Linked DNA regions of Homo sapiens: regions 2, 3 and 4 are each linked to region 1. The links are chromatin loops, found by intact Hi-C in ENCODE. Cell type or tissue: ascending aorta. All regions are shown on one strand. Region 1 holds the start of NOX4 (NADPH oxidase 4). Region 2 has its middle 96 kb from the start of TRIM77. Region 3 overlaps NOX4 (NADPH oxidase 4). Region 4 overlaps NOX4 (NADPH oxidase 4).

What was found. A loop is a pair of places that touch in the nucleus more often than their neighbours do. Peaks named below come from ENCODE experiments on the same cell type or tissue, not always from the same donor. Only the 100,000 strongest peaks of a DNase experiment are listed, where the experiment ranks them.
Region 2: a loop joins it to region 1, with 8 times the contacts of the local background. A loop is called at or near these places in 7 of 110 quality-filtered maps.
Region 3: a loop joins it to region 1, with 2.9 times the contacts of the local background. A loop is called at or near these places in 3 of 110 quality-filtered maps.
Region 4: a loop joins it to region 1, with 2.5 times the contacts of the local background. A loop is called at or near these places in 4 of 110 quality-filtered maps.

Annotation. Positions count from the first base shown.
Region 1 is chr11:89,487,917-89,495,916 of GRCh38, forward strand. It overlaps NOX4 (NADPH oxidase 4), which reads right to left and starts at 3,459. Exons shown (of 18, transcript NM_016931.5): 1 at 3,274-3,459; 2 at 2,542-2,637. The coding sequence starts at 3,330. RefSeq lists enhancers at 3,004-3,710, 3,711-4,417. In ascending aorta, no CTCF peak of the experiment used is centred here; a DNase peak (open chromatin) is centred at 3,575; H3K4me3 peaks cover 4,270 bases; H3K27ac peaks cover 7,509 bases.
Region 2 is chr11:89,609,969-89,617,968 of GRCh38, forward strand. No RefSeq gene overlaps it. Among named protein-coding and RNA genes, the nearest start is that of TRIM77, 96 kb to the right of the region's middle. RefSeq lists a silencer at 4,573-4,867. In ascending aorta, CTCF peaks have their summits at 4,690 and 7,253 (motif pointing left); no DNase peak of the experiment used is centred here; H3K4me3 peaks cover 852 bases.
Region 3 is chr11:89,338,864-89,346,863 of GRCh38, forward strand. NOX4 (NADPH oxidase 4) reads right to left here. Exons shown (of 18, transcript NM_016931.5): 14 at 3,211-3,330; 15 at 1,200-1,308. Among named protein-coding and RNA genes, the nearest start is that of NOX4, 150 kb to the right of the region's middle. In ascending aorta, no CTCF peak of the experiment used is centred here; a DNase peak (open chromatin) is centred at 4,198; H3K27ac peaks cover 6,603 bases.
Region 4 is chr11:89,376,992-89,384,991 of GRCh38, forward strand. The region is part of intron 11 of NOX4 (NADPH oxidase 4); the gene reads right to left. Among named protein-coding and RNA genes, the nearest start is that of NOX4, 110 kb to the right of the region's middle. In ascending aorta, no CTCF peak of the experiment used is centred here; a DNase peak (open chromatin) is centred at 4,330; H3K4me3 peaks cover 324 bases; H3K27ac peaks cover 7,418 bases.

The sequences.
Region 1 (8,000 bases):
ACTACTTCATAGATAGTAAAACTGTAGAAGGAGTTTCTTTTCCAATAAAAGGTAATATACAGACTGAAAATACCTATTCCAAAATAGCTTAGATAAATTAATGACTGGAAAATTCATAACAGATAATTACTGAGAAGTTTATAAGTCATATTTTATCTCTCAGCATGTAGAAAGACCATTCCTGTCCACAGTGACTCTTGGTAAAATGGAGAATACTTACCAGATAGCTCAAATATCAACTCACTATAATTATACTTGTGTGTTCTTAAAAACTAATTTATAACAACCTCTCCTTTCTTGAATCTGTTTCTTATCCTTTATGCTCCTAGTCTTCCATTTGGTCCTTTTATCATTTTTTTTCTTCATTCCCTTGATCAATATTTATTGAGCCCTATGTGTCAGCAGTCCTTGAAGCTCATTACCCTGTCTGTTATTCAAGCAGAAGCAGTGAAGTGGGATGGAAGTAGAGAGGTGAAACATAGTTTAAATGTTTTCCAAATTTGTTGGTTTATGTTTCTGTGCATATGTGATCTTAATCATATCTGACTTACCACCAAATTAAATTTGAAATTCAGTTATACAGTATCCAAGTTCATGAAAATTAATGAGTTGGTTTCCAAATAATTATTTTTTTAAGAAATAAGATGTTATTTTAGCTTATACTATCTCACAAAGCTAAAATCCAAAGTTCAGTTATGGCTTTCTAGGTTATTGCAATAAATTTCCAGTTCTTAGATTTTTATATTAATACAAATACCTCGTGATCCAGAGCAAATTTTACCATTCTATATCTAAAGAGTTTTCTCCAAGTTGTTCATCAAGTTATGTAATAGATGAGATAAAGCTTCCACTGAAAAACGTCCTATTCATTAAGTTACACCTAATGGGGAAATACTAGAAAACAAAACCAAAAAGTTATCAGACCTCATGTGTTTATTAGAAGAAACCTTTTCTTGTTTATTGAATTATAATTATTTATTTGTTGGTTTTTCCATTATATTGTAAGCAACTTGAGGGGCGAGGTGAGGTCTTACTCTCTGGGTGCCCATCTGAAATGTATAGGTTTCAAGACAGTTCCTGGATTGGATGGATGAAAGAAATAAATGAAATGGGTTTAGCTTTACAGACTATTTTTTTCAACCCATTGGCTTAAAACCTAGAAGTTAAACTTTATAAAGTGTGTGATCAACAGATTATGATATTACTTTGTTGTATAAAAAATTAATTAATTAATTCAACTGCAACTTGTTGCAGGCTTAATATGTGCCAATCACTAGTCTGGGTACTGAGAATTACAGATAAATAAGATCTCTCCATGTAAAACATAGAAGGGAGAGCTGGTTCCACTGAATTTGTCTGAGCTCGTCTTAATTTTAAGTAGTCATTAAACCATGAAAAAAAATAAAAAAGCAAAATGTGTTTTTTTCTGCACCCCCCCACTCACCAAAATGCAAAATCTATTTTTTCAGGTTCCCTAAGTTTTTGCAGGGTTTTACACTTTTTGCTTGTTGCTTAGAAAATGCAATCTCAGCCGGGCATGGTGGCTCACGCCTGTAATTTCAGCACTGTGGGAGGCTGAGGCAGGCGGATCACTTGAGGTCAGGAGTTCTAGACCAGCCTGACCAACATGGTGAAACCTTGTGTCTACTAAAAATACAAAAATTAGCCAGGTGTGCTGGTGCGTGCCTGTAGTCCCAGCTACTCAGAAGGCTGAGGCAGGAGAATTGCTTGAACCAGGCAATCAGAGGTTGCAGTGAGCTGAGATCACTCCACTGCACTCCAGCCTGGGCATCGCAGCAAGACTCTGTCTCAAAAAAAAAAAAAGAAAGAAAGAAAGAAAGAAAAAGAAAACGCAATCTCCTTGTGCAAAGTAATATGCCTTCAGTGACACTATCTTCTGTTAAGCAGTCAAATAAGAAGGAGATGGAACAGAAGAATGAAATCAGAAACATCATAGAAAAGAAAGAAAAATATTAACATAAAATAAATCAGAAAAAAGTTTTGCCCAGTATCTTTCTCATATTATAGTAGAATACTGGAATATCATCAGCCACTAACCCAAAGCAAGCACTGAGAACTGCCCAGAAATGAATAACCCCATTAGACCCATATTTTGTGAGAGTTGTCAGTAAAAACAAACAGTGCAGAAATCCTCTGGATAAGCTCATGAGCAGGCTAAAAGCACTGATAAGTATATACTAAAAGCTTGTTATTGGTTGATCCTCCTAGTGAATCAGATCCTTCAGGGTACTTAGCAGCTGGCAATAAGTAGCAATTTTTTTAAGGCACCAATAACCTGGTCTGGCAGGTTCATTCGTTTCACTTCAGCAGATATTACCTTTGGTTCTTGAGAGAGTCAATCTTTTTAACTTGTACAAGTGTAAATGATAAATCAGGAAAATGTGACCACTTTAGAGAACAACAAAGGTTTTCAAAGTGAAGAGTGCACATTTCTTTAATGAATGGAACTGACCAAACCTGTAGCAATGTCTGCCAGTGTTAAACCCATTCCACCAGATTATCCAAGTTCACCTTACTTACCCCCAACATCTGGTGGAGGTAGTGATACTCTGGCCCTTGGTTATACAGCAAGAAGGTTTTCCAGAAAAGCAGGACATTCATGGAGAGCCAGATGAACTAAACCAATCAGACATGAGAGACAGAAAACAAAAATTGAAAATAATTATTACCTGATGAATAGAAACCACAGGTAAATTCTTCGACACAGTGCTTTCAATGGAACCTAAATCAGTAACTGCAGAAAGCATTTTCAATTAACCAGCAAGCTGAAAACCACTCAGAGGAAAACAAATCTGACTTTACCCAGCCCTTTCACCTGAGACTAAGCATTTGGGTTGCAAATAGGTTTCCTAAATGATTTACAGCTATCCCCTGCCGTACAAAATGAGATTAAGAAATTAATGACATCACCATACCCCAAGCAAACAGAAGTAATCTGGGAAAAGAACAAAGGGAGCAAAAATGTTTAAAGGGTAAAAAGAAAAGCTGTATTCACGGAAAATGACCTCTTCCCTCTTCCTCCACATCTCTCCCATCAATGTGCAGAAAAATTCTCATGCATTTGGGGGACAGGCGAGGGGGTGGGAGGGGGAGTGTTCATTGTTATCTCCAGCATAAAGTTTTGTAAGTTGAGAATGTTCGAATTAAGACAAAACTTCCACTTCCAGCTTCCCACCCGTGCACGCTCAGAGAATGAATCAAAATCACTGCAGGACAGAGAGAACGCAAGGAGAGCCTAGCCCGCCATCCTACCAGGCAGAGGTGTTTAACCCCTTCGTTGGCGAGCCAGCTCCTCCAGGACACAGCCATGCCGCCGGCCCCGCCGCGCTGCGCTCTGTGCCCGCCGGACCGAGAAGGAGCGGGCGGCGGCCGGGGCAGCGGTTACAGTTGTGCGGCCTGCCGGGCCGCTGAGCGAGGACCGAGGGTCAAAGACTGAGTGGAAGCCCGAAGGCCCGGCGCCGAGCCAGCCCGGGCGGGGTCTGCTACCCAGAGCCGGGTTTTCCGGGCGCCCTGACTCCCACCCGCACCGGGTCAGCTCTGCCCACTCAGCTGCCCAGACGCCCAGCGCTCTGAGCGCGCGGCCCAGGCTGCACCAGTCTGCTCCGCCGCGCCGGCCCCTTTGTCTAGGGGCGAGCCTGTTGTTGTGGCTGCTGCTGTTCAGGATGTCCCGGGTGGGAACTTGGAGGCGTCCCCCGCAGCCTCTACCCAGGCCTGCCAGGCTCCAAAATACTGGCAAACATGTGAACAATGCTACTCATACTAAAAGTGGGGACCCTCGCCGCCCCCTTGTACACACACACACACACACACACACACACACACACACACAAGAAGACACAGCTCTTTTAGACTGATTGTTTTCCCCCAAAAAAGTTCATCTCAAAGAGCCTTGGTAACGAAATTTGAGCCGGAAACAGCCTTTTGTGTGCTAGTTCACGTTTCTCCCACCCTTCCTCAGCAAATTATCCCACTCCCAAACTAAAGCCCCCCTGACAGCCTTACCTAAGGCTTCCCACCAGCCGCCAGTTTCTTTATCCCCTTGCCCGCCCATCCCATACTGATAAAAAGGTTTTAAGACATTACTGAATAAGAAGAACCCAGGGAATTAATGGTTAAAGCTGATGTAATTCTTAGGGGCTCTAGGTTAGGTTCACTCTATTCGGGAATCTTTTTGTTTTAATACCTAGTCTGTTTGTAAGTAATAGGAATCCTCTCAATCTTGTACCAGAGGTCCAGTGAAGAGTGAGAAGTGTGTGGAGTTGACCCAGGTACCTATTCGACACTGCAACAAATCAGTATTAGAAAAGAGAGAGAAAAAAATGTCATTCATGTAGAAAAAAATCTGATGCAAAATAGATATCCAATAAAGGTTTGTTAAACCAATAACTTTTCTAGATTTAACAACTAATGAGAGACAGAAAAGTTTACTACTAGTTGCTTAATCGAATGGCTTTTAAACTCTTAAAATAAAAAATCTTACAACACAGGCCATAGGATATAATTAAAACTAAAATTTCAAAAAATACTACTACTCTCACTACATGCAATATACTTATTCCAATTAATTTAATGAACTGATTAATGATTGCAGTCCTCAGTTTTAAAAATCAAAATGAATTCATATCAAGTCCCTGTTAGACTTCACACAATTTTCTAATAGCCTGTTTTTCCTGTTTCATGCATGACCAAATCCAGAAAGCTGTCCTAAATCTTTCTGAAGTTAGAGAGCATATTGTTTATAAATAATACTATGTTCTTTCTGACCATGTGACACCTAAAGGATCAGGGAAAGAGCACACGAAAAACCCAAGGGGTCTCTCCACTGGAAGGAAGTCAAATTCTGGGATGCACTGGTGCTCCTAAGCTTTAATTTCAATAGATGGGGGCAGGAGGTTCATTGGCAGAATAGGTTCTTGTCATGAGTTGAGAAGCGTGAAACAATTCAAGAATAGTAAAATAAGAGACCATTTTTAAAAGCTTAGAGACTTTCAGAACAGCAAAAATAACAAAAAGACAAAAGGTTTAAAAAATGGCTCCAACTCTTAATAATGTACCTACTAAGTCCCAGGCTCTGTCTTTGCTACTTCATATACAAAATCTCACTCCATTCTCATAGTAGCCCTCCATGTGCGTGTTAGCACTCTCACTTTAAAGATGAGAAACGGACTGCCGGGCGCGGTGGCTCACGCCTGTAATCCCAACACTTTGGGAGGCCGAGGCGGGTGGATCACGGAGTCAGGAGATGGAGGCCATCCTGGCCAACATGGTGAAACCCCGTCTCTACTAAAAATACAAAAATTAGCCGGGCGTGGTGGCAGGCGCCTGTAGTCCCAGCTATTCAGGAGGCTGAGGCAGAAGAATTGCTTGAACCTGGGAGGCAGAGGTTGCGGTGAGCCAAGATCGCACCACTGCACCCAACCCAGCCTGTGCGACAGAGCAAGACTCTATCTCAAAAAAAAAAAAGAGATGAGAAACGGAAGCTAAAAGAGATGAAGAAATTTGCTTGAGGTAATGAAACTGGGTTTGCTTCCAATTAAAACAACCTATAATCAGTTACTTTTGTAAAATTATTTTGTAAAATGATGGAATGCTTATATAAATGTTGGTTATTACTTATGGCTATTATTTCATAACTCTGTAAGAGGGGACTGAGATCTGTTTATGTTGCTTTACCAGGAAACAGTACTCCAAGCCATCCCCAAGGGACAGAGCTAGTGTCCTGTTACGCAGGAACTCTCATTAATGAGATTGTTTGCAATACAATTTTCTCTAAGCCAGATTGTTTTATTATTATTATTATTATTATTATTATTATTATTATTATTATTTTAGATGGAGTTTTGCTCTTGTTGCCCAGGCTGGAGTGCAATGTCGTAATCTCGGCTGACTGTAACCTCCACCTCCTGGGTTCAAGCAATTCTCTCACCTCAGCCTCCCAAGTAGAGTAGCTGGGATCACAGGCATGTGCCAACCCGCCCAGCTAATTTGTGTATTTTTAGTAGAGACGGGGTTTCACCACATTGGCCAGGCTGCTTTTGAACTCCTGACCTCAGGTGATCCACCAGCCTCGGCCTCCCTAACTGCTGGGATTACAGGCGTGAGCCACCGTGCCTGGCCAACCAGATTGTTTAATGACATAGTTGCTGTATTTCCCAAACTAGGAAAGGCCATTCTTGAAAGTAATGGGGAGAGAGTTCTGTAGCTACATCAGTATTTTAAATATTATAAGAAAATTCACACTTTCTCCAGGAACAGACTTTACAATAAAAACTCAAATGACAGATACCTTTGATTTTTGGCTGAAATAATGGTAAGCTAGTAGTATAACACTGATCTTCCTATGTTAATTATAAAACCTATTGGCAGTTAGAACTGTTCTTAACCTATTATATATTACTTAAACACAGAAACTTTTTTGTAGACAGTGTTTTTCAAAATATGAAATGCACTGGGGAAATACAATACTCTTTCTACATAATCATTACTGCATTTTCCACAAATTAATTTAATTATACGTATGTGTGTGTCTAATTCTCCTACTCAACTGAACTTCTTAAGGACAAAAATCCTGTCTTACTCCATTTTTATTCTAGGACTTAGCACATAGCTTGACACATAGTAGGAATTTACACAACGTTTATTAGATGAAGGAATAGTGGTTAAGTATATCATCTTTCTTTCCGTGCCTTTCTCAAATCCCAATTTCTCAAGCATAACTCTCCAGTAATATAAAAATAGTTTCTGCTCAGCTTGACAATTAATGACCAGAAAAGGTAAAGAAACGGGGCAAGAACCCCTTAAAATGGATGTTACCAACCCCACAGGTTAAACGATAGGAATTTAAGACAAGTGGGCCCTTCTGTTAGTTTCCTATGGCTGTGCTAACAAATCACTACAGATGTCATGGGCTAAAACAACAGAAATTTATCGTCTCACAGTTCTGAATGTCAGAAGTCTGAAATCAGTATTATTGGTTCAAAATCAAGGTGTTCACCAGATCACAATATTTTCTTTTCTTCTTTTGAGACAGGATCTCGCTGTGTCACCCAAGCTGGAGTGGAGTGGTGCAATCATGGCTCACTGCAGCCTTGACCACCCAAGCTCAGGTGATCTTCTCTCCTTAGCCTCCAGTGTAGCTGGGACTACAGGTGCACACCACCACGCCTGGTTCATTTTTAGTTAGTTTGCTTTTTGTTTGTTTGGTTTTGTTTTTTGTTTTTGTAGAGACGAGATTTTGCCATTTTGCCCAGGCTGGTATCAAACTCCTGGGTTCAAGTGATCCACCAGACTCAGCCTCCCAAAGTCCTGGGATTACATGCATGAGCCACTGCAACTAATGCACCATCTTTTCTGATGTGCTAAAGAGAATCTGTTCCTTGTCTCTTCCAGATTCCAGTGGCTGCTGACATTCTTTGATTTGTGGCTGTATCACTCTAATCTCTGCCTCGGTGGTCACATTGCCTCCTCCTCTTCAATCTGTGTGTGTGTCAAATCACCCTCTGCCTCTCTCTTACCAGGACACTTTTGATTGTATTCAGGGCTCACCCAGATAATCCAGGATAATATCCCTATGCAGGATACTTAAATTTAATCACTTCTGCAAAGTCCCTTTTTCCTTATAAAGTAACTTTACAAGTTCCTGAGATTAGGATATGTTATCTTTAGGTGGCTATTATTTAGCCTAGGATAGCACCTAATTAACCTAGATCATATTAATTTTCTTTCTCTGATTGGATATGCTAGCCTTAGAATAAGACTTCTGGAGAAATTTACCTTAAAGAATAAATGTTTGGGACTCCTAGTTAGCATTTCCCTCAAGAAGTCAAAAATTATAGACCAGGAAACATGCCTGATAGAATTCAGTAAGATTTCTTAACCATTGTAATTTGATATAGTTTACCATTTTTGTTATTTCATGTCTAATTACCAGGAGGGATTAGTATTAAAATTCAATGTAAAAAGAGCCTGTGTGTTTTTTC
Region 2 (8,000 bases), 120 kb after region 1:
TCATTTGAGGGCCAATCCCAGCTTCTAGAGGCCACCTACATTCCTTTGCTTATTGCCCCTTTATTCGTCATCAAAGTCAGTTACAGTGGGTCCTGACCTTCTCGTGCTTTGGATCTCTCCTGCATCTTCTTCTGTCACATCTCAGATGAACTGTTCTAGTTTACTCTTCCACTTTTAAGGGCTCATGTGAATAGATTGGACCCACTCAGATAACCCAGGATAAGCTGTGTGTTTTAATGTACATCGCCTTAATTTGTAAATTTTTTGTCATGTTACGTATCTATAGGTTTCAGGGATTAGGGTGTGAACATCTTTGGGAGCCATTATTCTGCCTACCACAACAACTTACAGAGTTATGTGAGGAGATGTGAAATGCCTATGTGGCTGGCATGGAGTAAACTCTCAATAAACAAAGTTCATGTCTGGAGTTTGGAAAAAGACACTGAATAATAAGTGCTGGAATCATCAGTAGGGCTTCATGGAAAAGAGGGACTGAGTTTTGAAGGAAGGAAAGGACTCAGTAAAGGAAAGGACAGAAAAGAGGCTATTATGTCATGTAAATAATATAAACAAAAGAACAAATGCTTCAAGTTGTAGCAGCAAGACACAGGCCTTGATAAAAAATTGAACTGAATTCAAATGCTCACGCACTTGTTATGAGGTTTGTTATCTTAGACATTTAAATATATCTCTCTGGGTCTCAGTTTTCCTGTTTTTATTATTTTTTTCTTATCCATTGAATGTCTATATTCTAGAAGAAAAGCAAGGCATTTTCACATCCTCTTTCTGGCCCCTCAGTTTGACTAGTTACTGTAAACTCACATTGGCTTCACAACCATATCCGTAGTTATTCCAGAAGGCTAAGCAGATTCATCTGTAATCTGCTCATGTCTTTCTAAAATGTTGAAGTGAATAGTTCTGCAAGATTCATGAGCCTATGAAGAGAAGGTCCAGAGTGGCAGTCTCCAAACTTCTTTGATGCTTCACCCATCAGAGAAAATTTTGGAAAATGTATTTCTGATACATGAATAATGAATATGTGTTAATCTATTATATTAAATATTATACTACATTAAATGATAATTATCTTATATAAAAATAGAAGTGTTAATATTTTTATTTTACATTGTAATTTATTGTTTTGCTTATATAGTCTCTAAAGTGATTTTGGAACAGCAGTCTTCCTAAATCCAGTTCAGAATGCCAGCGTGTACTTTCTGACCAATCTGTCTCTATCATATCACACATGCTCTTTGTTCATAACCTGATATATAATCCTTTCTTTTTTATTTGGTCAAAGAACTATTCCAACATGGACCTAAAAAGGGTATGTTTGGTTTCATGGTAAAAGACTGAACTGAGGTGCCTTCTATTTAATGGTGCATAAAGAACTATGCAGATCAACAGATTTTTTTTTTCAAACAGCCCAAAGCTGCTTCTGATCAAAAATTCAGTGAAACTTGTTCAGGAAACCCTGGAGATTAGAAAGGAAGGCAGAGTAAGATCAGTTCTGTGTGCATTTTCCCAGAGGCAACCCCATCTGGCTAAAGCACCTGGGTCTCAGTCCCCAGAAACTGCCAGGTGGCCTGCCAATGTAGAGAAGAGAGTCCTTGGGAAGTTCCACCTGTGCCTTTTTCTTCTATGGGAGTCATTCTATGGGTTCAAGCTTCTTTTCTGAGGACAATACTGCATCCTGCCTCCATTGCTTCTTGTCCCCCTTTGTCATGACGGAGTATGCCTCTGACTTTGATATTAGGATTGGATCCTTCCCTGAATCTCCCTCAAATAGCACTTACTTCTCCAATTTAAAATCTAAAACTTGCCCTATGCATACCTTCCCTCCCTCATTACAATACTAGTTCATAGGGTTTGATTTTGTAGAGCTTTGTTAAAGAAGTTTAGATTTAATAATTTTAAATGAGTCATTGATTATTTTGTTCTGATAAGTCAATATTTTAAGATGATGTTCTTGTTCATGGATTCAATGAGCATAAAATTTGTGGCTGGAATTGATTGGGAGCAGATAGAAGGACTCAGAGTTGTACTAGCCAATAATCCAGCCATGGTGTGATGGGATATTCACACGGCTCCCCCTGCCTATGTCCTTTTTTGGAATGAGAAAAGAAAAAGTTGTATCAGTGGTTTACAATATTTATGGTAGCTATCGGCAATGCACATTGAATGAGCAAACTGCTAGATGCTATTCTTCACTCAATGTGCTCGCTTAAGCAAATAATAAGAAAAATATATTTGAAAAGGGAAGACAAAGTTTGATCATAAATATATTCTTTCTGAACTTCTGCTTTCTGGTCATGTAATTCACTTTGGGGATTACAAAGGAAAAGTGAAAGTAGAGTCAAATTATTAAGTAATGCGTTATTAAGGAAGTCAGATGTGTCAGGTTGGGGATGTTCTGGCACAAAGTTAAAAAATAACTTATGTCCTGGTCCTGGTGCTGGTACCAATTGACTGTGTGATATTTGGCAAAACGCTTAGGTCTATAATTTTTTCAGCTATAAAAAAAGATATTCAATAATAAAAACTTTAAGATTTCTTCTTGTTCTAAAATTCTATGATTATAAAATACATAAATAATGGCTGAATTTAGAGAAAATTCATTCTTTCCTCTTTTATTCAAGCATTATCCATCATTCTTCAACCATTGTCAATTTTTCATGTGTACTTATATTTTATTAATCTATTGCACATGTGAACCTATCTCAAAGCCTGTTTAAGAGGAAGCAGCATATGAATAAATATTTACTATATGGTATTTAACTGTAATACAGAATAAATAAAACCAAATATAATAATAACCATTATTTCTTAGTAAAATGCATATGATCAAAATTACATTTTTTTGGAGTTGTAATATTGCAATGTTTTGAAAGCAATAAGATATTTTCACACTGAGGAAGCCAAGTTCAGTTGTTTGTTGATAATTTGAGGAAGTGCACATATAAGTCACATATAGAAGGCACCATTAACTTCTCTGGTGAAGAAAGGCATTAGTATGGGGAATTCAAAAACAATTACATTATATCTTACTCTGAATGGAGTTTACAAAATTATGCTTAAACATGTCAATGTCTAGTGTCTTAAGGACTAACGATACTTCAAATTACATAATGGGATTCCAATCCAGTTTAGTTTCACATGCAACCAGAGCTCTGAAGAGAATGAAAATTATCACCTCTAATTCCAAGCAAAACTGACTTCCTTATTTCTTCAAGTTTACTTTCTCTAAGCAATTAATATTTTCATTTAAATAACACTTTCTGTGGATTAGAGAAAGCTTGGTGTCAGAGACTTGTATTTAAGTTCTGACATCTTCTTTTACTAGCCATGAGACATTGAGCAAGGCCATAAATTCTTTGAACTTCAATATCATCATTTGGCAAGTAAAATTTATAATAGAGTGATAACTATACTATGTTCTTCAAAGGGATATGGCTAAGATATAACAAAATTGTTCGTGTGGAAATTATTTTGAAAACTAAGTTTATAATGACTTACCAGGGATAACATAAAACAAAATGTAACAATATAAAGAAACAAGTGACATTTGCTGAATTAATTATATTAAATACAAATGCTATGAAGTAAACTGAATTAAAACAAAACAAAACAAAATATGACTTTACCTTCAAGGATGACATGATCTGCCTTTGAAAACATATAGGCAAGAACAACTAATATTCTTCAACTAACACCATAGAAGTTTGTATAAATCTCTAAAACTCTCTGCAGCTCAGTTTTCCTTAGCTATAAAGAGTGAGTATTGGTTTGGTAGTCCCCATGTTTTCTGGAAGTCCTTAACGTATTATTTGAGGAGACTATTTGGAAGAAAGCTGACATTTTTAAAAAGATTTGGCATTAATGTAAGAAAATGTTGTAGTATATCTTAATTGCAGAAACAAGAATTGAAAAGAACAATAGTATCTTTAAATCATATCAATCTCTAAGAATAGTGAGTAGAATGATTGACTAAATAACCTACAAATGAATAACACTCGATAGTGACTTGGATGTTTATGATAACCATGACAACAAAACACCATGTTGCTAACCTATTAAGAGTTTCTTTAAAAATGTAAAGTACTGTGAGCCATCATGAAAAACTGCTAGGTTTTCAATTAAACTCTCAACTTTGGCATGTGTGCTTCATAAGACCATAAAATGGGCACTGTACTTTGCACGGTGCCATGTGATACTGTTTTCAGTAACCAGAGCACTAAAATTCTGCAAGTAGCATCAGTCCTAGGCTGTCAGGCAGAACAAGGCACGGGTGCTTCATCTTGAGGGAGTGGAACTCTGCATTTTTCAAATCAAGTCTGTAATAAAAATGATCCCTTAGACCATATAGTGCTATATATATCTATATCTATATAATCTCATATGATGCTGCCAAGTAGGTACAATAGGTAGAATTCTCCAATTGTATAGATGAGGGAAAACAACACATGTGACTGAGGTTATGTAGCAAATAAATGACAGAGCCAGAACTAGACCTTGTATTTTTTAACCTACAGTCTAATCTTGTGTTCTGTATGCTTGTTTGTTTTCCTGCTCCAGACTTGTCAACAATAATTATGGCTATTATTTTCCGAGCACTTAACTACGTGTCAGGCACGATGCCGAGTTTTTCAGATACTCCCTTTCTTGTAATCAATTTTTTGTCTTTGCTGCCCCCTCTGTCAGAAAGAAAAAAAAAACTCATTGTATTTAATAAGCAAGGAAACTGAAGCTTGGGTAGAAGAAACACAGCACCTTGACGATGGTCACATAGCTACCAAGAGGTAGAGCCTGGACCCACAGTCATGTCTGCCTGTCTTCAGCTTTTCCTATCCCCTCACTTGGGCAGCTTGTATATCTCTGGCAGCTGCCATCTCAGAAGTTTCTTCCTCAAGAGGTTGTGTTTCCTTGAAACAAAAAGCAGTTTGACTTAGAAATATCAAGACAGTGCAATGAAAGACCTTGCACTATTGCCCTTTTAGGGTCTATGATATCTAAGATTGGAGTGTGATATTATTTTATGTGACCTATACATGCTGAGTTTAAATCTCATGCCAGTCATTTTGGAGCTGAGCTCTCTATAAGGCAGTTTTTCTCAATTTCTACACTACTAAACATACTCAGTAACTGTGGATAGGGTTCTATGCATATCTACCTTCGGTCTTCCTCTTGTTTCACATGCTCAGAAGGATTTTTCTCCTGAACATTGACAAATATTATTTTAAAACTTTCACACAATTCAGGATGCTCAAATATATTTCTCATTGTATTTGAGCATCTTAGAAACTAAGATACTCTTGAAAAACATTAATTCCATCTTCCACTACAAGTGCTTATTCCGCCCCTTCTTTCTTTTTCCTTCCTACCTTCTTTCCTCCCTCCCACCATTCCTTTCTTCATTCCTGCCTTCCATTCTTCCATGTAATAATAATTCAGTGTGGCTGCTAATCATGAATGTGATCTTTGAGAACTCACTGTTTAGCTGAGGCAAGAGCCCATGTAGGTGTTAAACAACTAACATGTAAGAGTAACAATGTGTCACAGAACATACATAATGTATATTTTAATGTCAACTCACAGAGATCATAAAGAACAATTTCCTAAGAAACACCTGAACTGACTCCAGTAGAACCAAAATACATAAAGAAGGAAGGGGAGAGGAGAAAATTTTGTAAATTTCAAAGAGAAATCAATAGATTAATGTTAATTCAGTCTCACCTCCCAGCAAATCATTCTACTCTGTTGCTAAGCAGTAAGTACAGACCATATGCACTTCTCCAGTCTAATATGTAGTCTCAAACCTCTTTTTCTTTGCCTCTGCTGTCCCCTCTGCCTGGAATAGACTCCCAACCTCCCATGCAAACCCTCCTGACTATTTTTGAAGGTCAGCTCAAGGGTAAGTCTATACCATCCTCTAGCCTCTCACAGTGTGTTGCACACAACTCCACTGTAACGGTCACCACTTTGCTGTGTAAATGCTTGTTCCTGCTCTCTCTGTGCCATACTGTGTTATCTGCTGTTTCAATCCCAGAACATCAACAGTGTGGAGCATTTAGTAAATACTCAAGATATGTTTCAGGATTAGATAATTCTATAAAAGCCTGTGTCAACTTGTTCTATATAATAATTTGGGTATTAGGATAGTGCCTGTAAGTGTTAAAGGCTCCATGTAATTCAGACTGTTCTCAAAAATATTTACTCTGTGGTTCGACTCTGAGTAAAATAATGACAAAGAAAATGGCTGAGAATACGAGAACCCACACTATGGAAGGAACTACATGCAATGAAAATAGCTAACTGAAACATAAATATGCACAGAAAGAGATAAATGAGGCATTCATACAACAACAGTGTCTGAGTCTACCACAAGTGGGTTATGATTACAGGACGCTGTGGAGCAGCATGAATAAAAGATTAAGTGGTGCATATTTTAGGTAGGTGGATGGGTGAACATTGCAGAGAACTGGTTTTAAAAAAAAGCAAGAATATTCAGATTAGGTATTCAGAAATACCTAATATAAATAATTCATTTTCCTCTGAGAGTGAAACCCAAAAATGACAGTCACTAAAAGTATATTTACATGACACCTTAAACAAATTTTGTGTAATGTTTTTATAATAAAAAAATGAAGCAATCTCTAGATGGAAAAGGTATTTCACACAATGTGTACCACCAATATACAGAGACTGTGTAGAAGTGAGAGTGACCATAAAGGTTTCCCCACTTCATGGTAGGTCAAAACCTAGCAGAGACTGTGTTTAGAATAAAATAGAGTATGCAATAGGTACTCATTATTCTCACTTATGCTGACTTTCCAAATCATCCCTGGTAGTAAAGACCTCTGGCTACTTTCCAAGAAATTAGCAAAAGAAGGGAATAGAATCACTGGATGTTAGAGCTTGAAGATTTTGAGGTTCTTTTGCCACCCTTATTTTCAGATGAGGATATCTTTCACAGGCCAGAAAAGTAAAGAAATCTACCAGGTGGTCAATTATTCTAAAATGACAGAACTGGGGCTAAAATCCAGGATTCTCGATTCCCAGTCCAGTGCTCTTTCTTACACACTAAGCCATGCCAAAATCCACTCTAAAATAAAACCCTAAATCTACTAGCCTTAACATTTATAAGGTGTTTCCACAAGGACATAGGTTTTGCTCCATGCCTCATGTGAGGTCTTTGTTTCCTTCTTGTTTAAAGAAAGAGTGACCTGGACAACAGTCTCATAGTGACATCTGGTGACTAAGTCAGGGTAATACAAAACATAAGAAGAAGACAAATAAAGTATCAATGTGCTTTTGTTTGTTAAGATTTAGGTAGGACAATTAAATCCAAAACTTAGAGGACACATTGTAATTCCTAAAGATTGTGTTTCATGGTTCCCTTCTTCTTTAATATGTCTACAAACAAGGTGATGTTTTATATTAATTCTCTTTTTGTAATAACAGTGAATTATTGCCAATCTTGTGGCATCTGAGTCTACATAAGCTATTCAACAAAGATTTATGAGAACCTACTATGTGACAGAAGCAGTTGTAGCTCCTGGGGACACAAAGCCTAGTTGTGGAATTAACCCAATACAGCAAACTATGAAATAATGTGATAAGAGCTAGAGTTAAGATATACATAAAATATGCTGAGGAAAGAGTGACTGACTGACTGGTAAGTCATAAATGCCTTAGAGAAAATGAGACCTTTTTAACTTAGCCTTTAAAAGTTATTAGGAGTCCACCTGACTTAAAAAAACAAAAATTCTCAATTCATTCTCTCAAATGCAACAAAAAGCATCCAAAATAAAAATATATTTTTATTAAAATTCATTCTATGAGTGTGATTGTCAGTGACATTGCTTCATTATTGATTAGCTTAGTCCCTGTAAAGAAAAATTATATGTTGCTGTTTCTGGTCAATAACACAGGTAGAGAATACCTAGTATCCTCAATATCTTCTATTTCCTATTTCAATTTCTGGTACAGAGGTCTGGGGA
Region 3 (8,000 bases), 150 kb before region 1:
CTACTGTTTACGCTGCTTTACTCCTACTTTCCCTTCCTTCTTTGTCCTAACCTGAATCTCAGAACCTGATGCTGGATGTATTTATTGGTTGTTGTCTATCTTGCCCCCTTAGAATGTAAACCACATGAGATCAGAAACTTGGTTTTATTTTGCCACCTGATGAGTTTTCAGATCCTAGAATAGTTTCAGATTGATAGTAAGCAGTTAATAAATATACACTGAATGATAGAATGACTGACTGAATGAGTGAATGCATGCACAAAGAGGTATATATAATGATATCCATTTCAGCATTCTTTGTAATAAAAAAGTATCTAACATTAGAGAATTGTTCAGTAAACTAGATAAATCTATACAATGAAATACTCTAAAAGAATCTGGTGGGTCTATCATCTCTAACTGTTGGCACAGGGAAAAACAGTGAAGTAGTTCTAGATGCACTAATACCAAAAAATAGTCAAGACACAGTAATCAATTAATAAAGGAATTTGCATAAACAATATAAATAGTATGATATAATTTATAGAACACTTAAGAGTTACCTCTGTTTACATAGATTAGGTAGGGAAGGTAGTAAGAGAGGATTTTACTTTATCAGAATTGTTTGAAATATTTGTAGCAAGGATACATATGTGTATCACTTGTATAGTGTGAATAAAGATAAATAGGTCAAATGTTACACGTAGGATAGGAAAAGATTCCTGCTTTATCTCTGCAAAAAATAAAACACAAAATTTGGGATTGTTGAGATTTGTATAGTATACCAAAAAGTCTGGTGATTTGCAGTATTAAAGATGGCAATCAAGGGTAAGTGCTATCAGAACAGAGGATGGAAGGTGTTACAGCAGGAGCCTTCTGGTATTTCCCTCCATTGTCTTCCCTCATCACCTTTAGCCATATGCATACATTTCTATGTGAAACACCCTATGTTAAAACATAGAAATGAATGTTTCCATGTTAAAATATATTAGATATATATGCATACTCACAAATATCCATATCTGAAAAGATGTGTGTCTAATTGCTAACAGATATTATCTCTGATTTTTTATGTTTAAGAGACTTATTTCTTTCCTTGCTACTTATCTGCATAATTTCTATGGTTTATTCTATGGCAAGCATTTATTGCTTTTGTAATATAAAAGCTATAACATTTTTAATTTGAAAAATTGCAAAACTAGAACCAACCCTAATGTTACCTTGTTATGCAACATACAGAGTAAATCTGCAAACCAACGGAAGGACTGGATATCTCTGCATACCCAAATAAAGTATAGTCTTCTAAGCTTGTATGGTTTCCAGTCATCCCTTTAAAATGAAAATAACATGATAGTGATTAGGATGGCAAACACAAATATTAAAGAATTCGTATATTTTTTAAAGTTTCCTTTTCATTAGTAAGCAACCAATAGAAATATCCAATAGAAACCAACAGAAAAATCAGTCATTTACATTCTAGCGTCTGATAGCACGAGACCTAAATGAATTTAATATGCAATATACTGACTCAAGGATACGACATACTTCATGAATTTAGGTGTTTAAGTGTTAAATGTTAAATGAATTTAAGTGTGAATAATATTCACAAGTATGCATATCATCCATTTCCAGTTGAAGGCCATAACTGAACTGGACCAGAATAATATTGGGCTCTGCATCTCAGAAAAAAAACAAGTTTTCAACTTTCAGTGAATTCTATCACAGACTGAGTAGGGCTCCAAAGGTCATTCAGTCTTGCCCTGGCTTTTTGGCAAAATGAGCCAAAACCATTCCAGAAACTTGGTTGTTTATCCCCTCTTAAAAATCATTAAAGAAAGAGATTTCACAATCATGTATGATGTAATGCATTCCAGCAACTCATAATTCCAAGTCTGGATCCCCATTTATAAAGTAGGCTTGAGGTTAAGAAAATTTTCTTCCTTTTTCATAACATTAGGTGTCCAAATAACTTGTAATGTGTTGTCAGAAACAAACTATTTCTGGCTTAGAGCATGATCATTTTTGTAAGAACCGCCAGAAAGTACCAAATTTACATCTAGTATTTAAAACTGAAATAAAATATCATTCAAACACATCACTTAAATTTATTATTGCTTTTTTGGTTCTGCAAAAAAAATAGTAAATGGAATAGATTTGAGAATAACTTTCTACTTTCATTTTGCTTTGTGTTTTCATAAGAATATCAATCAATTAACTTTTGCTTATAATCCTGAAACTAAAATAAGTTTTAGTTTAGTATTTCCTGGTCAGACAATTTCACCTTTTTTTTTTTTTTTTTTGGCAGAGTCTCGCTCTGTCACCGAGACTGGAGTGCAGTGGCGCCATCTCCCCTCACTGCAACCCCCACCTCCCAGGTTCAAGAGATTCTCATGCCTCAGCCTCTGGAGTAGCTGGGATTACAGGCATGCAAAACCACGCCTGGTTGATTTTTATATTGTTAGTAGAGACAGGGTTTCACCATGTTGGCCAGGCTGGTCTTGAACTCCTGGCCTCAAGCGATCCACCCACCTCGGCCTCCCACAGTGCTGGGATTACAGGTGTGAGCCAATGTGCCCGGCCACAATTTCACCTTTGAAGTTACTTTCTTTAGTCTGTTGTAAATTTGCTAAGTAATAAATGAAGGAATGATGTGTTCAGTTGTCATCTCAGAAAAGCCTGACCATACTTCAACAATAAACCCAGCCCTTTATTTCCATATCCATTAATGTCTACCTTTTGTCATAATTCTAATATTTTCTGAAATAATTTTATTTACATTTCTCATTGCTTTCTTTTTTACTTGCCCCATTTGAATGTAAGTTTTTTAAGGGCAGGGACTCTGTTTTCATTCATTGCTGTCTTCCCAATACCTGTAAGACCTATTGGCACATGGGTGTTCAAAAATATTTGTTGACTGAATGAATGAGTAGAACCACTTACCGCTGATGAGGACATAGAAAATGAAGGATGGAGGCGAATGACTTTTAACAGAGGAAAAGGACAGAGGAGTGCATAACTGTGATATGACATCTTTCTACAAGAGAATATGCTAGCAGCCACAGACCACATGTTGAGAATCACTGAATTATTCCCCTCACCAATCAGGAAATGGAGGTCCTTGATCAACAAGTAGAATAATTCAATAAGGAATTATTTTATACTAAAAAGAGAGATATCAGAAATATTGGCAGTTCTCTATTTGGATTAACAAAATAGATCAAAATGACATACAACAGGGTGTTGAGTATTGATGCAAATGGAGTTACTCCAATGCCTCCAGCCACGCAGAGGCTGACCTCATAGTTCAGTGATTCCTCAAATGGACTTCCAAAAGGACCATCAATATACAGCCTGTAGAGCAGTCAGAAAAAGGTGGGAAAAAAATGAAAATAAGTGAAATTAATTTTCTGTACCATATAGCAAACATGCTGAATGCAATCTCTAGATTTTGTGATGGGTCAGGCCTTATTTCATGGTTTCTCATAGTGATTAGCCTAAAGGAGTAGCAAATGTTGCTTATGAAGTGTCAAGATTAAAATAAATACGTCTGTTTCTAAGTGTGTCTTTTTTGAGGAAACCATTAATTAAAAGTATAGGGTAATGTAAATATGATCATGCCAGGTAGCTAAGGACAAGTTAAAGCTCTGATCATATTAGACTATATGTCTAATATAGTCATATATTAGACTATATATGACTAAATTAAAGTAACAATTGCTTTACTGTGTCTAAATTCAATAAACATTTTTTCAATGGCTAGATCAGTACTGGAAATACTTATTTAAACATTTACTATGTGAACAGAAAAATAGCAGGAGTAAGGAAAAGAATCTAACACTGTCCCTCCTCTTGCCCTGGTTGTTCATAAGTATAAAACTTTACTTACAAACTGATAGTTCTTTAGCTGTAAAGGACAATCACAAAGGAAGCTCTGCAGCTCTAATTACTCTGCTCATGTTTATATATTCAAGTGTGTGTGTGTGAGACAGAGAGAGAGAGAGAGCATAGAGAAATCCTTCTTAACTGCAATAGAAATGCTAATTGTTCATATAATATTCATCCTCCCATTCTTTCTTAGTAACAGACAATTAATTTTATTCAGGGAAGCAAAAAGTCCAGCCAAAATACTACATTTCTCAGACTCCCTGCATCTGTTTTGGCTGTGTGACTATATTTTGGCCACTGCCCCCTCCTTCCTACTTGTCTGCTTTCTGAGCTACACACCCACACACACACCCTCCCCACTCCCCACAAAGCTACTCTTTGGTGTTTTGAAATAACTTTGGACAGGACGACTAGAACTCAGCGTTCTAGTCATTTACTAAGGCTGGGATTCCAGACAAATAACTTTTCCTCTCTAAACTGGATTTCTTTCATCTATAAAAGGGTCAATAAGTTGGGATGCTACAGAAAAAAAGTGTGCTAAGAATTGTAGAGGGCCACACAAATATCAGAAATACATTTTATTAACGGTATCAATGAGTGCCTACAGTATACTGACAGGCCTTCTGGGAGGCCCAGTATTGATGCAAGAAATGGGCTAAGTCCAGTATGAGCTGGGAAATGTAGGTGGGAATTTGATTTCAAGGCCCTTAGAGAATCAGTTGTTTTTCATTTGATTTTTTTTTTTTTGTACCAGGAGAGAGAAAATTTTGCTTTTCTTGGAAAAAATAAGAAGATAAAATTACTAGTATTTGATTACTTCATGACATCTACTTTTTTGAGGGAGATGGAAACGGAAACTACTTAAACCACTTTTTTTACATATTTAATCTGATTAATATGTGTGAAATACACTGCGTTTCACTTATGAGCAGTGACTTTCTCCCTATCATAGTACATGTTCTTTAAAAGAATGTTATGTTGCTATTATCATAATATATGTAACCAGATTGTAGAAATTAAAGGCAACTCTTTAAAGTCTTGCTATAACATAGTAGAGATGAAATCAACTTCATATATTTTTAAATTTCTGTTGATAACTAATGAAAAGATCCTTTATGAAGGATTGTGTATCTAAGATAATTCTAAGAATAAGAGATATCTTCCTCCCTGACCCACTCAAAAGTATATAAACATTTTTTGACATTTAAGTTTTTCCTTTGAAAGTAGAATTTATTTACATTTAAAAAAACTGATTTAAATCTTTTATTAAGGTTAATGAGTTTCAAGCTACATTTCTGTTTTATGTGGCTGAATGTGAATATACTTGTTAAAGCTTTTAACATGGTGCCTGAACATAGTAAGAACCTGATAAATATTAGATATTTAAGAATAATATAATAAATATTATATTATTATTAAAAGTAAAGGTTTGTAATTTACAACATTTAATGTTCATATAAGTGTAAATTTTTGAAAAATATTTGCCTTTTAAAATCTTCTCTGATCATCTGTCACTTTAAACAGTTCTTTTAATTAATAAAAAATTTCAAGGGTCTGGTGCAGTGGCTCACACCTGTAATCCCAGCACTTAGGGAGGCTGAGGCAGGAGGATGGCTTAGGGCCAGAATTTTGGGCCCAGCCTGAGCAACAAAATGAGACCCTTGTCTTAAGTATTAGCTGGGCACGGTGGCACATGCTTGTAATCCCAGGTACTAGGGAGGCTGAGGCAGGAGGATGGCTTGAGTCCAGGAGGTTGAGACTGCAGTGAGCTATGATCACACCACTGCACTCCTGCCTGGGTGACAGAGTAAAACTCAGTGTCCAAAAATTTTTTCTTTTTCAAGACATGCCTGAGACTCTTACCTCAGAAACCTAAAATAAGCTATATTAACAATGGATACTCTTCACCGAACATTTAATCCAAGGTTGGTACTGAATGTTCTATGTATACCTTCACTGTTAATCCACACAACAACTTTCATAGGAAAGTATAATGCCCATTTTGTTGCATTGGGAACTAAAACTCAGAAAGGTTAAATAATTTTCTTAAGGTCACACTTATATTAAGGGGGGATGACTTTTACTAAATTCATTCTGAGTCTAACTCCAAAGCTTAGTTTGTTAATAATCAGATAATAATCTTTACAATTACCAGTTATTTTGGTGAGGGGTATTATATAAAGGTAAAAACAAAAAAAGCTTCCAGGACAATTATCATCTAACAATTCTCTCTTCATGTAGGAAAAAAGTGAGTGTGATAAACTATTCCTCAGGAGAGGATGGTATGGCAGTTTTAGACCATTCTAGTCTCAGGAGATAATCATATCAATAGAAACAATAAACAAAAGGAATGAGTTTAAAAAGCCCATGATGGTTCTCCCTTGATAGCTTTCAAATTTTACTGTGTATCAGAATTTCCTGTAGGGCTTCTTAAAACACAGAATGCTAGGCCCTACCCCAAGACTTGCTGACTCAGAAGTCTGAGCATTTGTAGTTTTCACCATTCCCCCAGGAGCTACTGATGTTGCTGATAGAGCAGGTAAGGAGGATCAGGAGTGAGCTGGTACAGGTGGTGATTTTACAGAGGGTCCCCAACTTAGGATGGTTCAATTTAAATGTTTTTGACTTTATGATGGAGTGAAAGCAATATGTATTCAATAGAGACTGTACTTAAAATTTTGATTTTTGACCTTTTCCTGTACCAGTAGTATTTGGTACAATATTCTCTCATGATGCTGGGCAGCTGCCACAGCTTCCAGCCAGACACATGACCATGAGCTTAAACAACCAATACTGTACTCTACAGTGTACAGCAGCATTCAATACAGGTAGGTAATTTTTTCAATCCCTGCACCTTTCCCTCCCACATCTTGTATTCCCCAGTGTCTATTGTTTCCATCTTCATGTCTACGTGTACCCAATGTTTAGTTTTCTGTTTTTGCATGTAAACATAAATAAAAACAAATAACCTATTTTCATCTCAATAGATGCAGAAAAAGTTTTTGATAAAATCCAACATCCCTTTATGGTAAAAACCCTCAATAAACTACACATATAAGGAACATACCTCAAAATAATAAGAGCCATCTATGACAAACCCACAACCAACATGATCCTGAATTGGCAAAAGGTGGATGTGTTTCCTTTGAGAACCAGAACAAGACAAGGATGCCCACTCTCACCACTCTTATTCAACATAGCACTGGAAGTCCTAGCCAGAGCAATCAAGTAGGAGAAAGAAAGGAAAGGCATCCAAATAAGAAACAAAGTCATACTATCTCTCTTTGCTGATGATTTGCTTCTATACCTAGAAAAACCCACTCTGCCAAGAGAACTGATAAATGACTTCAGTAGTTTCAGTATACAAAGTCAATGCACAAAAATCAGCAGCATTTCCATGTACCAGTAATGTTCAAGCTGAGAGCGAAATCAAGAACTCAAGCCCACTTACAATAATTTGTAATTATTATCTAATGCAATCTCATGTTAAAAGGAACATGGTTTGAAAAAAAACCAATTTGATGTTTATCTCTTGGAATTCTGAATGATTCAGTCAAGGCCTTACAAATTAATTAATTTAAAGTCTGTAAGGATAAAAGTTCTTTGGCAAGGAGTCCCCATAAAATAATCATGCTAACAAAATTATGCTCCAATAACCATTATGAATGGATACATTTAATATAAGATTTTTAAGAAAGGAAGGACTTTAGGCTACTTTGTCGACTGACAATTTCTGCCTAAAAATAAAAAAAAAAACCCCAAATAAACAACAAAAATCCCTCAAACATAAAAACTAAAGAGTCTGAAAAGATGTATGGCAGCTGAATGCAGGATGGGGTAACAAAGAAAGAAAGATGGAGAATTACCTGTGCTTAATCTATCTCCAGAAAGTGGCTACATCCCCAACTTGTTCTGAAATTTTAGCCACCTAACCTCCAGCTATAGACTCGGCTTGGCCCTATCCTTCAACCAATTCTTATCTGAGTCGGGAATGAGTTGTGCTCTCAGTCAGCACTAAGGCTTGTTTATTGCTTGCTCATTAGTCTTGCGCTAACACAGCTTCTTGACTTAGATCTCTGAGCCAAAATCTTTACAATTTAAGCAGTGCCTCAGTTTTACAGTCCTGATGACAGGGT
Region 4 (8,000 bases), 110 kb before region 1:
AGGTTGCAGTGAGCTGAGATCGCACCACTGCAGTCCAGCCTGGGCGACACAGTGAGATTCTGTCTCAAAATAAATAAATAAATACACGCATAAAAAATAAAAAGACAGATATTTGTGCTTTTTTTCTCATTGAAGAGATTTATATAATCAAATTTTAGGAATACTAACTTGGGAAGTATAATTGAAGACAGAGAAAACAAGAACTCTTACAATCATTTCATACACATCTATGCTTTAAAATTTATCACAAGCCTTTGCTATGATAATAATTTTAAGTATTTTGAAATTTTAATTTAACTGTAAACATGAAAATGTTGCTGAATCTATCTAGTTCCTTTGACATAAAGTTTGGATCATGTCGACCTTAATATAAATTCTAGAATACACATTCACCTAAGTCTAAGGATAAGAAAAATAAAAAGTGACAATCTGACTGTAACAACAGATCTGGAGAAATACGTATTTTAATATCCTGGAGAAAATATAACCTTTACCTTCCAATTATTTCTTCAATATGGCATTGGGTTTTTAATGTGCACAAATGACTAATAATTTTATAACAGTCCCACAAAATATAAAAAGATATTTGTAACTTGTCATATGTTTGGGAATTAAATGTAAAAATGATGTAACTGCACATTATTTTTAAATAAATATGAATTTATTCAATATAAAAAATTACAAGCTGCATTTTTTGTTTGTAAAGAAGCGCCTTTTAATAAAAATCAAAAATGATTCCAAAATAGCAACTTTTCAAAAACTAAATGTGTTAAACCTGAGAAAGTGATCACATAATATGATGTTCTTTAATCATTTTTGTTGTCTTTATTTTAACCCTTTCTTCCCAAGTTCTTAGTTTCATATTTTCTACTGCATGTTAGACATTTATACCTGAAATTCACTCTAAATTTACTATATCTAAAATTACTATTATCCTATTAATACTTCCAAAACTATCTTCTCCTAATTCCCATATATCTGGAAATAGAACCTACATCCTTCTCAGAGACTCAAATCTCTCTGATACCACTTATTTCTCTTGCCAGCATTCAATCACCTTTCATTTCTTTCCAACAGGCTTCCCAAAGAAAATGTCTGATCACAGCAATCTCCTATGGATTAACCTTTTGTGTCACCCTGTGAAAAACCACCCATATTCTTTCTGTCCTATTGCCTATGGCCAAGCACATCTGTTTCAAATTCTTTCTGGCTTTATATTCCATGTTTCTCCTTTTTTTACTCTAATTGAGCTAAACGAATACTTATCAACCAATACATTTTCTCGTCCCTTCATCTTCACACATGCTAGCCTACTCATTTAGAGTGACTTCCTTTCCATTTCTTAGGTTGAATCCCAGTAACTGTTCAAGGCTTATCTTAAAGCCATCATTTCATAAAGATATCCTAATTTTTCTTGCCAAGAAAATTCTCACTCCCCTGAACCCTTAAATTATTAGTACGACTCTTATGCTCCTTATTACAGTCTAGCCCTTTATTTTTACATGATTTTTCTATATTAATAAACTGTAAATGTCTTGAGATCAAGAACTATTTCTAAATCAGTATTATATATTCCACAGCACCTTACACATAGAAGGTATCAGTTGAATAAATATTATAATATCAATGGAATAGTAAATACTGGAAGAAAAATATAGGAGAAAAATATAGGAAGAAAAATATGGGAGAATTAACCTCCTATAAAAATATAGGAGAATAAAAACGTCAAAGGTGGGCAGCTCTTCGAGAATTTATTTATTCACTCAAGAAATATTTATTTAGTGTCCAAAATACTCCAGAGACTATTATGCTAGGAGCTCATGCAATTTCACAAGTGAAGATTGCTCTAAATGTCTGAGAGGAGATCACGCGGAGCACCGAATCTCCCACAATTAATGCAACATCATGACAGTAAACATTTTGACAAATTAAAACTTTAATGCTTTTGCATTTGTATGAAAGAAAAAAGTGTTTAATTGTATATTTGAATGAAAAATATATTCAATATTAAAAAGAAAGATTCTGGAAGAATATGCAAGTGGAATTTTTATTAACTTGGATTGAACGTGTGCATTTATCTCAGGTCCCTTAGGCAAACAGAATACTAAAATAACAATTTAGAGATATAAAAATAGATGCCACAATGGCAAAAATAACATGGGGAGTGATAAGAATAATAAAGAGATGTCAACACATTTTTGAAAAGTGACAAGTGGATGAGGTAGCCATTTAGGAACTGACTAAACAAAACATATGAAACCAAAGTCTCATTGCCTTCAAACAGAGATTACCTTGAGAAGTAAGCCCATCTTTTGATCACAACACTGGAAAAACCCAGGTCTCAGTGTAATAGGAGGAAGTTAGAGTTGGGGCTCATCATTAAAAAAAAAAAAATCTGTTTGTGTCTGTATATGGGGTAATTTTATCCCCAGATTCACTTTGCTCTGATCACCAGCCATGTAACTACTACTCCACAAACCCAAAGACAAGGAGACGTGAAACACAAAGCCTCTATGTATAGAAATAACTGGTCGTGGAAGGCAGGGCTGAGATGCCAGTCATTTGCTCAATAAATATTTAATGAAAGCACTCTAAGTGTCATCTCAAAATAACACTTCCTAAGTGGAGTTGCACAAATTTCCATCAGAACCTCCTCTCCAACCCCAACCTTCCCTATCTCAGTTAATGAAATTCCAGTTGCTCGGACCAAAAACTCTGGGGTCAGCCTTGACTTCACTTCCTTTCACATTATATACAATCCATGGAATACATTTTGTTAACTCTAACTTTAAAATATATTCAGAATATGACCACTTCTCACCATTTCCACTATCACCACCCTGGTCAAAATCATCATCATACTTCGACTAGATGACTGCAACAGCTCCTAACTGGACCCCCTGTTTCTGCACTTGCTTCCCCTCATCTACTCTTAACACAGCAGCCAGAGTGATCCTGTTGAAAAGTAAGCCATATCATGTCATTTCTCCATTCACACTCTCCCACAACTCCTTTATCAATCAAAGTAAAAGCCAAAGGCCTAAATGTTCTGGATATATGAGCCTGAATTACAGAGTTAAAATCTGGGCTAGGAATATAAACTTGGGACATGAAGCATATGGATGTATCAACAAGATGAGAGAGACTACCAGAGAAATGTGTACAGCTAGAGAGAAAGAGAGGTTGAAGAAATGAACACTGGTATGTTGTAATACTTAGAGCTTGTGGGGATGATAAGGAACAACAAAAATAGACTGAGTAAAAATAGCCAGAAAATGTGGAGAAAAACAGGTAAGTGGAAAAAAGTGTTTCAGTAAAGTGAATGATCAGCTGTATTAAGAGCTGCTTATTGGTCAAACCCATTGAAGAGTGAGAACTGAACAATAACATGGTCACTGCTGAACCTGGACATTTTTAGTAGTGTGCTTAAATCAACAATCAAAAGATGGTTGATTTAAGAGAATGAGAGGAAAGGAACTGGATTGCTGAGAGAGGGAGCAGTAGCTAGAAGGGATGTGAGTCAGGAAAGAAACTTTCATTGATCATTTCCTTTTGGTACTTAGGTAAAAACAGGCACCCAAAAATAAGGATTGAATAAATTAAGCTCAATATTCAATAGATTTACCCTAAATACACTAACCTTCTAAAGTTCATACTTATCATGTAGACTCTTATTAGACACTAAGGGAATATTTTTATTTCCCTTGGAAAAAAGCCAAACTAGAGCAGTTAGATGATGTTTACATCTCAAGAAACTCAGATGTCCTATTAATTTTTCATGAACATTAATCATCTTCTCAGGAAATTTTCACCACTTTGCTTCATCTATGGTTAAGATAACATTGTCACCATGCTAACCTATCATGTATCCCAGCTGATTTTTGACAAGCAATAAAATTATGAAAACATAGAGCAAAACAATTTTTAAGATTTAAATAGTTGAGAGCAAGACCAGAGATCAAAACTGCTGCAGATGTCCTGGTTTCATTTAAACCCACTAAATTAAATAAACAATAGCAACAAAATGTTGCCAGTCTTTGTGAGATCCATAGCCATTCTTGCCTGGTTTTCTTTGAAAACGGGAAAAACTATTCCTGGAAAAACTCTTCCCAAAGTGACTGGTTAAAAGATTAAAAACACAAAGTAGAAAAATGATGGCTAGTGCAGGCATGCTATGTAAAAGTACAGACAATAACAAACTAACAGCTAGACATGCCTCTGACTCATGGAAAAATATGTGAAATCAGGTTATTCAAGCTTAAAAACAATGAATCACACAAGTTAGAATACAGATGTCAGGAAAGCATGTTTGTGTCAGGCCTCCGAGCCCAAGCCTGCACGTATACATCCAGATGGCCTGAAGTAACTGAAGAGTCACAAAAGAAGAGAAAATGGCCGGTTCCTGCCTTTGATGACATTACCTTGTGAAATTCCTTCTCCTGGCCCAAAAGCTCCCCCACTGAGCACTTTGTGACCCCCATCCCTGCCTGCCAGAGAACAACCCCCTTTAACTGTAATTTTCCATTACCTACACAAATCCTATAAAATGGACCCAAACCTATCTCCCTACCTTGGCTCTCTTTTCAGACTCAGCCCATCTGCACCCAGGTGATTAAAAAGCTTTATTGCTTAGCTTAAGCAAAGCCTGTTTGGTGGTCTTTTCACGCTGACATGAGTGAAATTTGGTGCTGTGATTTGGATCGGGGGGACCTCCCTTGGGAGATCAATCCCCTGTCCTCCTGCTCTTTGCTCCATGAGAAAGATCCACCTACAACCTCTGGTCCTCAGACCAACCAGCCCAAGGAACATCACCAATTTTAAATCGGGTAAGCAGGCTCTTTTTACTCTTCTCCAGCCTCTCTCACTATCCTTCAACCTCTTTCTCCTTTCAATCTTGGTGCCACCCTTGGGTCTCTCTCTTCTCTTAATTTCTGTTCCTTTCCTTTTCTGGTAGAGACAGAAGAGATGCATTTTATCCGTGAACCCAAAACTCCGGCACCAGTCACGGACTCGGCAAGACAGTTTTCCCTTGGTGTTTAATCACTGTGGGGACACCTGTCTGATTATTCACCCACGTTTCAGAGGTGTCTGATCACCGCAGGGACTCCTGCCTTGATCCTTCACCTTAGTGGCAAGTACCACTTTCCTGAGGGGGGAGGGCAGGTACCCCCCACCCCTTCTCTCCGTGTCCCTACCCTTTCTTTTCTCTGGGCTTGCCTTCTTCACTATGGGCAACCTTCCACCCTTCATTCCTCCTTCTTCTCCCTTGGCCTGTGTTCCAAGAACTTAAAGCCTCTTCAACTCACACCTGACCTAAAACCTAAATGCCTTATTTTCTTCTGCAATGCCACTTGACCCCAATACAAACTCGACAATAGTTCCAAATAGCCAGAAAACACTCTCAATTTCTCCATTGTACAAGATCTAGATAATTTTTGTCGTAAAATGGGCAAATGGTCTGAGGTGCCTGACATCCAGGCATTCTTTTACACATTGGTCCCTCCCTAGTCTCTGTTCCCAATGCGACTCATCCCAAATCCTTCCTTCCCTCCCACCTGTCCCCTCAGTCCCAACCCCAAGTGTTGCTGAGTCTTTTCAATCTTCCTTTTCTACCGACCCATCTGACTTCTCCCCTCCTCCCAAGACTGCTCCTCCTCAGGTCACTCCCTGCCAGGCTGAATCAGGCTCCAAATCTTCCTCAGACTCCACTCCCCCACCCTATAATTCTTCTGTCACCTCCCCTGTTCACACCCAGTCTGGCTTACAGTTTTGTTCTGTGACTAGCCCTCCCCCACCTGCCCAATAATTTCCTCTTAAAAAGGTGGCTGGAGCTAAAGGCATAGTCAAGGTTAATGCTCCTTTTTCTTTATCCAACCTCTCCCAAATCAGTTAGCATTTAGGCTCTTTTTCATCAAATATAAAAACCCAGCCCAGTTCATGGCCCATTTGGCCACAATTCTTAGACCCTTTACCGCCCTAGACCCAGAGGGGCCAGAAGGTCATCTTATTCTCAATATGCATTTTATCACCCAGTCAGCTCCTAACATTAAAAAAAAGCTTCAAAAATTAGAATCGGGCCCTGAAACCCCACAACAGGAATTAATCAACCTCGCCTTCAAGATGTTCAATAACAGAGGAGTTGCAATTACTTGCCTGTGCTGTAAGAGAAACCCCAGCCACATTTGCAGCACACAAGAACTTCAAAACGCCTAAGCCACAGCGGTCTGGGATTCCTTAAGGACCTCCTCCCTCAGGATCTTGCTTCAAGTGCCAGAAATCTGGCCACTGGGCCAAGGAATGCCTGCAGCCCAGGATTCCTCCTAAGCCATGTCCCATCTATGCGGGACCCCGTTGGAAATCAAACTGTCCAACTTGCCCAGCAGCTACTCCCAGAGCCCCTGGAACTCTGGCCCAAGGCCCTCTGACTGACTCCTTCCCAGGTCTTCTCGGCTTAGTGACTGAAGACTAATGCTGCCCGATCGCCTCTGAAGCCTCCTGGACCATCACAGACACTTTGGGTAACTCTTACAGTGGAAAGTAAGTCCATCCCCTTCTTAATCAATACGGAGGCTACCCACTCCACATTACCTTCTTTTCAAGGGCATGTTTCCCTTGCCTCCATAACTGTTGTGGGTATTGACAGCCAGGCTTCGAAACCTCTTAAAACTCCCCAACTCTGATGCCAACTTGGACAACATTCTTTTATGCACTCCTTTTAAGTTATCCCCACCTGCCCAGCTCCCTTATTAGGATGAGACATTTTTACTAAATTATCTGCTTCCCTGACTATTCCTAGGCTATAGCCACACCTCACTGCCACCCTTTTCTCCAGTTCAAAGCCTCCTTTACATCCTCCCCTTGTATCTCTCCACCTTAATCCACAAGTATAGGATAACTCTACTCCCTCCTTGGGGACTGATCATGCACCCCTTACCATCCCATTAAAACCTAATCACCTTTAACCCACTCAACACCAATATCCCATCCCACAGCAGGCTTTAAAAGGATTAAGGCCTGTAATCACTCGCCTGTTACAGCATGGCCTTTTAAAGCCTATAAACTCTCCTTACAATTCCCCATTTTACCTGTCCAAAAACCAGACAAGTCTTACAAGTTAGTTCAGGATCTGTGCGTTATCAACCAAATTGTTTTGCCTATCCACCCCATGGTGCCAAACCCATATACTCTCCTATCTGCAATACCTCCCTCCACAACCCCTCTACAACCCATTATTCTGTTTTGGATCTCAAACATGCTTTCTTTACTATTCCTTTGCACCCTTCATCCCAGCCTCTCTTCGTTTTCACTTGGACTGACCCTGACACCCATCAGGCTCAGCAAATTACCTGGGCTGTACTGCCACAAGGCTTCACGGACAGCCCCCATTACTTCCGTCAAGCCTAAATTTCTTCCTCATCCATTACCTATCTCAGCATAATTCTTCATGAAAACACACATGCTCTCCCAGCTGATCATGTCTGGCTAATCTCCCAAACCCCAACCACTTCTACAAAACAACAACTCCTTTCCTTCCTAGGCATGGTTGGCTACTTCTGCCTTTGGATACCTACTTTTACCATCCTGACTAAACCATTATATAAACTCACCAAAGCAAATCTAGGTGACCCCATAGATCCTAAATCCTTTCTCCACTCCCCTTTCCATTCCTTAAAAAACATCCCTAAAGCTGCTCCCACACTAGCTCTCCCTAACTCATCCCAACCATTTTTCATTACACACAGCCAAAGTACAGGGCTGTGCAGTCAGAATTCTTACACAAGAGCTGGGACCGCACCCTGTAGCCTTTCTGTCCAAACAACTTGACCTTACTGTTTTAGGCTGGCCCCCGCATTATTTCAGATACCACACCTGACCCCCATGACTGTATCTCTCTGATCCACCTGACATTCACTCCATTTCCCCATATTTTCTTCTTTCCTCTTCCTCACGCTGATCACACTTGGTTTATCGATGGCAGTTCCACCAGGCCTAATTGCCAC